Regions from separate parts of the Homo sapiens genome. Here region 1 is linked to region 2. A link is an interaction called in ENCODE POLR2A ChIA-PET data of the cell type or tissue named here. Cell type or tissue: PC-9. All regions are shown on one strand. Links, peaks and the distances in the headings refer to the core of each region. The heading gives the core; the rest is flanking DNA. Region 1 overlaps PLB1 (phospholipase B1). Region 2 holds the start of LOC124907747 (a long non-coding RNA gene).

What was found. Peaks named below come from ENCODE experiments on the same cell type or tissue, not always from the same donor. Only the 100,000 strongest peaks of a DNase experiment are listed, where the experiment ranks them.
Region 1: POLR2A ChIA-PET joins it to region 2 with 5 read pairs; 1 of 35 experiments calls an interaction of 5 or more read pairs at or near these places.

What each region holds. Positions count from the first base shown.
Region 1 is chr2:28,578,718-28,583,111 of GRCh38, forward strand. It overlaps PLB1 (phospholipase B1), which reads left to right. Exons shown (of 58, transcript NM_153021.5): 23 at 910-990; 24 at 3,351-3,416; 25 at 3,688-3,788. Among named protein-coding and RNA genes, the nearest start is that of PLB1, 85 kb to the left of the region's middle. In PC-9, for the core only: no CTCF peak of the experiment used is centred there; no DNase peak of the experiment used is centred there; H3K27ac peaks cover 125 bases.
Region 2 is chr2:29,128,074-29,132,467 of GRCh38, forward strand. CLIP4 (CAP-Gly domain containing linker protein family member 4) reads left to right here. Exons shown (of 16, transcript NM_024692.6): 3 at 3,185-3,324; 4 at 4,079-4,172. It overlaps LOC124907747 (a long non-coding RNA gene), which reads right to left and starts at 2,275. Exons shown (of 2, transcript XR_007086264.1): 1 at 2,055-2,275. In PC-9, for the core only: no CTCF peak of the experiment used is centred there; DNase peaks (open chromatin) are centred at 780, 1,948 and 2,418; H3K4me3 peaks cover 3,727 bases; H3K27ac peaks cover 3,822 bases.

The DNA.
Region 1 (4,394 bases), core at 265-4,264, 550 kb before region 2:
TTTGCAGGGGTTTCTAGGTGGGTAAAATAAAAAGGAAGATTAGGATGAGTTATGTTATATATAATTTAATGTACATCAAAGTCTATTATTGGGAGGTTCTCAGGGTATTTCTACCCTTAATGTCAAACTTTCCTGGATCTTGTTCTCACCTTCCTCCTTCCACGCTCTTTTGGAAGTGTAGATCAGGGAAGCAAAGCTATGTAGGCCTGGGGCAATATAAGAGGCTTGCAGGGCCGTGGCTGCCCTGGGGCCATAGTTTATGGAATGTGTATGGCTGCACCCTCTCCACACAGCCCTGTGACTTCATATGCTTTTCCAGGTCCTCTTTGGAGGAGACAGATCCCAGAGGTGGCAAAATCTTTTCAGAGCTTGTGCTTAGAGCTGCCACCTTACCCTACTCAGCCTCTCTGGCTTGACTAGTTCATGGGCAGAACTAGTCACCAGTGTGAGTATTCCAAATTTGGAGAGCTCCCTCTTAATGAAAGATGGTCTTTCTCCCTTAAGGCACAATTAGAATTCAGGATTTCTAGAAGATTCTGGAACAAACATTCCTTTCCCATGGCCAAAACCAGCTTCCTTATCCCTTCCCCACTTCCTTGCTATGCTGGAGATGGAGGAACAGAGCTCAGAGGGCATCTGTATCCACTCCCACCAGGACACGTGGAAACTGACGTGTGTGCTTTTGTGTGTGGACAGAGCCACATGCAAGTTCAGTGATTCCACCTAAAATAAATGAACCATTTAGCACCTATGATCTCAGGACCCTAAAAGCAAGGAACAGAAAATTCAGAAGTCCATGAGACACTCTGGTGTGTGAGGACCCATCTTTTCTAGTTTGCAAGCATTTTGTGTTTTCCTTGACTTGACTCTGGGACAAGGTGCTTACTTCTGTGTTTCTATTCATTTCAGAGGATACACTTTCAGGAAGACTGGAAGATAATAACCCTGTTTATAGGCGGCAATGACCTCTGTGATTTCTGCAATGATCTGGTAGGTCTCCAGGCACTTTACTCAAGACTCACCCCCAGAGAAGGATTTTCACAGCCCGGTCACTTGCTCTGCCCGGGAGGAGTACAGCTAAGTTGGGACTCAGGCTCATGGTTTGTCTTGGATCCAGCCTGGGATGAACCCTGAGACTGAGAAGGCATTCACCTCCAGGGAACCATTCAGCTGGGCAAGCAGGATTAGTTATAAGATTGATCCTGATTAAGTTTCCTATCAAGGGAGCTTGATCATATCATTCTAGAAAGCAAGATAACACCCAATGACTAGAAAAATCTTTCCCATGTTCACAGAGAGTCACAGGTTAGCTCCCTTCCCCAGTCTCCAGCAGCCTTGCCCTTTCCACCTTTGTGCTGTCACTTGTATGGGAAGGTCGATTTCCTGCAGGCATTTGGGCAAGCTTCAGAGCCAAGTCATTCTGGGCTGGTGGGAAACCCAAGATCAAGGCTGCTGCTCCATGGATGCTGCGTGTCCTCCTGGAACCTCAGTCTCTGAGCTGATAGAAGCCTGACAGGGCATACCCACTAGTCTCCCACCCACGCCTATGCCAGGAATGTACTAGGAGCAAGGCAGTGGTGAAGGAAACACAGGCCCTGTCCTCAGGAACTTGCACTGCCAGCGGAGAGAGAGACAGGCAGTTCATCACAGCACAAAGCAGACATCAGGATGTTGTTGTAGGGATACACACAGAAGAGAGGTCTAAAAGCAAAGTTGGCTGGGTGTGGTGGCTCACACCTGTAATCCCAGCACTTCGGGAGGCCGAGGCAGGCAGATTACCTGAGGTCAGGAGTTCAAGATCAGCCTGGCCAACATGGTGAAACCCTGTCTCTACAAAAATACAAAAATTAGCTGGTTGTGATGGCAAGTGCTTGTAGTCCCAGCTACTTGGGAGGCTGAGGCGGAAGAATCGCTTGAACCCAGGTGGCAGAGGTTGCAGTGAGCTGAGATCATGCCACTGCACTCCAGCCTGGGTGACAAAGCGAGACTCCATCTCAAAAAAAAAAAAAGCAAAGTTGCTGTGGGACCCTGGTGTGTGGGAAAGGGGGTTGTTGGAGAGATTTACACAGAGCAGGAGACTTTCCAGCTCAGGCTTGAAGATGAGGAGGTTTGTCAGACAGAAAGGGGACCAGCAGAGTGAGGTTTAGGAAGTAGTGGCCTTGCTCTGGCCTGTGAGCACCTACCTGGAGGGATGCCCCAGCCCCCAGGCCCCTCACAACCCACTTTCTTGGCATCAAAGTCACCAGGAGTCAGGAGTTTTCAAGCTGTGATCTGAAGGGCCCAGAGGGGAGCCTTGGGGCTGCTGGTAGCCCGTGGGGAGGTGGGACCCTGGGCCCCTCCCCTGCTCATGTTAAGTGACACAGCTTTCATATGTTCCATACAGCAGGGCTTTTGGTTAGATTTCAATCAGAGAAAGAGTTCCACTGCTGAGAAAGCTTTAAAACCGCAAATATCGAGATCAGGAGAAACAGTTAAAATGTGTTTAGGCTTGGTGTGGCCGGTGTTTCACAGGACGCTCTTCCCCTCTTCCCCTCCCATTATTGCCTTGATTTATGTAGGGTGTGCTTTCATACATGTAGGGTGTGCTCAGTAGCCCCAGACACTGAGGCTCCAAGAAAAAGAGATCGGGCCATAGGACAGAGGCTGCTCAGATTGCAGGAGATCTTAGAGTCATCTGCTCGGACATCCCCATGTTAGAGGGGCCTGGAGATGTGATGCTTTGGCTCTACAGTTAGTGGATATGGAGTAGATCCAGAGCTCCACGCAAAAAAATAAATAAATAAATAAATAAATAAATAAATAAATAAATAAATAAATAAAATTAAAAAAAGAGGCATAGGCATTTCCCTGAGGGCCACAGCCATGACAAACCTGAGGATCATGGGGCTGGTGTCCAGGCTGGGGCCCCAAAGACAAACACTATTTCAATATTGCCCACTGTGACTGAATACAGAAAGAAGGGGACTCTGGCCAGGTGCGGTGGCTCATACCTGTAATCCCAGCACTTTGGGAGGCTGAGGTGGATGGATCACTTGAGCCCAGGACCAGCCTGGGCAACATGGGGAAACCCCATCTCTACCAAAAAATACAAAAATTAGCCAGGTGTGGTGGCACGCACCCATGGTCCCAGTTACTTGGGAGGCTGAGGTGGGAGGATTGCTTGAGCCCAGGAGGTGAAGGTTGCAGTGAGCCATGATCACACCACTGCACTCCAGCCCGGGAGACAGAGTGAGATCCTATCTCAAAAAAAGAAAAAAAAAAAAGAAGGGGACCCAAGAGAGAAAGTAGCCCTGTTCTGTAGAGAGATTAGGTGACAAATGGTGTTCAAGGGACACTTCCTCTTCCTGCAGGTCCACTATTCTCCCCAGAACTTCACAGACAACATTGGAAAGGCCCTGGACATCCTCCATGCTGAGGTACGGAGGCTAGGCCATGAGGCCTGCATCTTAGACCTCAGACCTAGCCTAGAGGAAGCTCTGGCATCCTGCTGAGACCTCCTTGGCAGGTCACCTTTGTTGTGGATCCCAGCCCAAATGCATAGAGGGGGAGCAGGGACGGGTGGAGGAAGTGGATGGGGGCAGATGGAAGTCCCTAGATCTGAAACTTCAGCAGGAGGAGCAGGCCCCAAACCGAGGTGAAAGGCTGCCCAGCCTCATCCTCTTGGTGACTGAGTTTGCCTTTTCTCAGGTTCCTCGGGCATTTGTGAACCTGGTGACGGTGCTTGAGATCGTCAACCTGAGGGAGCTGTACCAGGAGAAAAAAGTCTACTGCCCAAGGATGATCCTCAGGTCAGACAGATACTTCTCCCCGATTCTACTAAGAATCCTCACTGCTAAGGGCAGTGGCACCCTTAGCAAATTCCTTAGAAAACCCAAGGGCCGAAGTGTGAAAGGGCTGTGACCACCCCATCTTCTAACCTGGAAAAGCCTAAGGGGAGGATATCCTAGGATTTTTCCACCCTGGTGTAGGCCTCAGCCCACCTCAGGGTGTGCATGGGGAACTACCCCTGCACCCCGCCTCTGTTGCCATGGCAGCCACAAGGCACCCTCCAGGCCTCCAGAGGGAAGAGTAAAACGCTAGGAATGGAGTCAAGCTGTGTGTCTGAGGCCCGGGGACCGCCCAGGCCACTGCTGGGACCTACTTCCAAGTGTGTCCAGAGCTGATCTGCCCCCTCCTAGAGGCCCATCTCTAGGACAGGGGTGCCTCTGGTTGGTATGGGTGTTCCATGTAAAGCATTCACAGATATAGGGCCACTGTCACCTGCCAGAGAAGGAGGTCAAACCAGAATTAGCAGGGTCCAGAGGACAGAGTCCTCCCCAGAGAGTAGAGAACCCTGGTCCTGAGAAGGTGCCTGAGAGGACGTCTTCACCCCTCAGCCTCCAGAGCCAGACAGA
Region 2 (4,394 bases), core at 234-4,233:
TGTAATAGATCAAATAAGCCTAGTTAGTTTCACATATCAAATAAGCCTAGTTAGTTTCACATTTATTTGACAATGCTTCCCATGCAAAGATGCTTAATTAGTTTAATGTCTGTGTTTTTTTTTTTTTTTTTTAAAGAAATAGAACAAGATTTTCTAGGGGCCGTTGAAAAATCCCAGAGTTAGTCTAAGGTCAGAAAAGACTTCATTCAGAATTTGATTTTTGAGACGTTTATAAAAAGAATACCCAAAAGATTCAAGATTCAAAGCACTTGATTAAATAGGATTACAGGTATTTAGTTATCCATTTAACCAAAGTGACAAAGATTTCAAAGGCAAATACAGAGAAAGCCATGTAGTTGTTAAAAAAAACAAAAACAAAAAAAAACAAAACCCCTTGACTTTTTGAGAGAGAAACTTAATCAAAGACAGCACGAAGCACATGAAATTATCTTGACAAAATACAGAATCTTTGCTTTCTAGGCAGACCATTCAAAAGTTAAAGAAAAACCTTTCACAATCTCCCATCAAGAGCAGGCCCATACTCCAAGAAAGTTTAGTCGTTTTAACAGGAGCTGAAATGCTAGTTATGCATTATTTTGATATGAATGATAATAGATTCATTCAATTTTAGCCAGCTTAATCACACAAGATTCTCTCTCCCTCTTCTGAACTTCCTATAGCCATTTTGGTTTTTTTCCTTCATTTTCTTTTTCAGCAAAAAACATATCTTCCTACTTCACATTTTTTCTTGACTGTCACGCTAGCATTCTGTAGATTGAGAAATCTATGTAAATACACCATAATTTCTAGAAGCACGTTTCCTTATATTATAATTTTTCAGTGTAGCACAGGACATGTTTACTAACACACCCAGGTATCTTTAGTTTCTCTGTCCAAAAGTAGATAAGCTTATGTTCAGCAATTAATGTTTCAGTATTTATCTTATGTGGACTTACATTGATTTAATTCACTTGTTTTGAACAATTATGCTTGGATTACTTACGAAAATTTCATGAGACATTAAATAGCTAAGCATCATCTTGTTTTTCTTGCTGAGAAATTTTGTAACTTAGAGATAGCAGAGGCTTATTTGTAATTCACTTGTCTAACATGAGCTTATTTGACTAGTAGACCTACATAGAATCAAAGTTGTACGTCTGCCTTATGTCTAATGCTGACAACTCTGAAGGCATATTGGTTTTTTAAACTAAACCAACAATGTTTTTGTTTATTGAAAATTACCCAAGTCACATGAACTTGAAAAGCATTTGGATTAGTTCCTATTTTTCTGAGAGTTTTCAGGAATACTTAATTTATATAAGCACTTGTTTTTACTTATGTCTATTGAACATACATAGCTATAAGATCTCTGTGTCTGTTTGTGTATACAGACAGACACAGAGATCTTATAGCTTTCATTTCCAAATTTTAGCCATGTGTCAATTAAAATAATACAAAGCTTATTGGTTTATAAAAGAAGCTGGATCCAAATTGTACCTGTGAGAGATGGAACAAGTCAAGGTTACCTGCTCAGATGGCTACAGCTTTTTAGTGAAGATTTTTTTTTTATTTGAGTGCTGTAGGGATGCTTTTAGAGAAGCTATTTTTGAGTCATTTTGTGTTCAGCAGCTTCTGCATACAAATCAAAGAATGCATTCCATTGTCTCCAAAAGGCTTAGGATACTCCTCCTTCAAGGGCACTCCCAAAGGCAGACTATCTTACCTAAATTAAAGGTTCTCCGAAGTGGTCACTGAAATTGCAAATTATTCTTTGTAAAGTTCACCTATTTTTTCTTGTGAACTTTGTAAAGTTCACAAGATTCTGATCCACAGTGTTTTTGGACCCCATCTTTGCATTAGATTCTCTGAAAGGTCTTAACTATTAAGGATTCTTTTTTCAGCAGCTGCTCTGGAACACAGGGAATCATGTGTTTCACCCTTCCCCCTTTTGAACAGAATAGGTTGACTTCCTGAGAAGTTTCAGCAAAGGTTGTTCAGCATAATTGGAGAGTTCTACACAGAAGGAGGAGAGCTCAGATTCAAAAGAGACTTACTCTAGAACTCCATGGCTGGGTGAGAGAGCAGCCAGTGCTGCGGCCCTGGGTACCAGCACCTAGTTACTGGCCTTGGGGCTTCACAGGGGTCTTCTTCTGATCCTGCTTCTGACATCAAAAACTGTCAAAAGAAAATTCAGGGTGCTTTTCTTAATATAAATATTAAGTTAGTAAAAAACTGCAAATAGGGAGACTTCCAAATCAAAAGTGGTAAGAAGCTTGTCTCACGAAGGTTATAGTAAGGTTTATAAAGCCTAGAAAAGGAAATTCATACAGCTTAATTCTCACTGGTTAGAATGAGTGGGTTAGTTTAGTCATTACTGATTTGCTGCAATGTGCTGAGTCATGCTGACCAAGAAATGAAGTTCAAGCTTCATGTGCAGTTTAAGTAGGTGTTTTGGAGAATAGGTCCTTACAGGTTTTCCTGAGCTGGGGGTGGGACTTTGGCTCAGAGGCCAAGGTTTGTCTTGGCTTCTATTTTGATTTTTGCCTAACAGGACCATTTTGTTGTCTAAGCTTACGAATGTTATCACATTTCAGTTCAATCTTTCTGATTCTCTTCTGATGGACTGCTGCTCTGCTTGTATATGTGTCTTTAGTTTGGTGCCTCTCATCTTTTAGTTATGCTGACTCTAGAAGTAAGAACTATGTGTACATAGTATAATTTTGGAAAATATATAAATGCAAAGAAGAAAGCAAAAACAAAAAAACCTCAATGAGTCCCACTACTTATGCATGCTGTTACAATCTGAGCTCAGTGGTGAGTTACCTCAGCAAGTAGAATAATAGAGGAAAGAAGATAGACTTTGGAGACAGACCTGGTTTTCTACCCCAGATTTGCCACTTACTAGCTGTGCGATGTTGAGCTGGTATTATTTAGTCTGAGCTTTGCTTTCCTCATGTGCAAAATGAGAATAATACCTGCCAGGTAAGGTGTTGGTGAGGATTTTTAAAGTATTTAGTAAGTGCTCAGCAAATGTTCATAATATTTTCCTTATTTAGATACTTCTGATTTTTTTTTAGCATCTAAAATATTTGTATCATTTGAACCTTGGTTTTATTGTTTATTATTTTCAATATATTTATTTGAAACTTTTAGTAAATTTAATTTGCATCTTTTTTTATTTCAGAATTTTCTTTCTTTGATCCTAATGATGCATCATGCCAGGAAATTCTTTTTGATCCCAAAACTTCAGTTTCAGAATTATTTGCCATTTTGAGACAGTGGGTTCCTCAGGTCCAACAAAACATTGACATTATTGGAAATGAGGTAAGGAATTCTTACATTTTAAGTTTTGCATTGTTAGGATTGTTAATGGTATAGATTTTTTTCCCCATCTGAAAGGAAGATGGTAATAAAGGAGAAACCCTTTAAAAGTTCTGATATTTATTTGTATTTCCAGGATTTTCATGGGGCAGTGAGTTAATACTATATATTCTTCTGATTATTTCTTCATGCTCTGTACTTCTGACATTTGTAGACTCCTGGCGGGTGCAGGGAGGGGCATTTTTCATATTTCCTTCTTTGTAAAATTAATTTTGTAAACTTTTATGCATTTCATAAAGGGATTTGATTACCATCATGTTCTATTTACACTTTTGGTTGGTTTGGTAAATATATAGGCTTGAATGTAGTCTTTAAGAATATTAGATTTTTTGAGGGAGGGTTCCTTGACCAGTATGTTGCTGTGTTGTAGGAAGAGAGTGCTTATACTTTTTTCAAATATCATTACACGCATAGAAATAAAATTTTGCTCATTTTTGAGAGGAACATATTTGGAGTGCCAGATTACCTTTGGAATAATCTTTAAGAATTTCCTTCAGCCTGCTGACAAGTTCAGTTTTCATTATTGTTGTTGAGTACAGATTTAAAAATTTACCCTTAAGATATGCTCATACTGTCTATACATTTTACTGAGAAGTAATTCAGATACGATAGACTAACTTGGTTCCTCAGCATTGGTTTGAAAGCAATAGGTACCTCAGTAGTTAGGTTGTAACCATATTTTCCTTGACTGCTTCAGATTCTTAAGAGAGGTTGCAATGTGAATGATAGAGATGGATTGACAGATATGACTCTTTTACATTATACCTGCAAATCTGGAGCTCATGGTATTGGTAAGTGTGTGGTAAATCTATCAGTTGCTTATGTCATCTGCACTTGTGCTTAGATAATCTATATTTATGCCCATATATTGTCTGGGGGAAGGCACCCAGCTGATGATGATAATATTGCCTGAAGAGCTGAGGATTCAGTTAGGTCCTTCCAAAAACCATATTCCCTTTAATCAAGGAGGTCTTTATACCCTCCTGATACCTCTTAACTTTTCTGGATCAGGC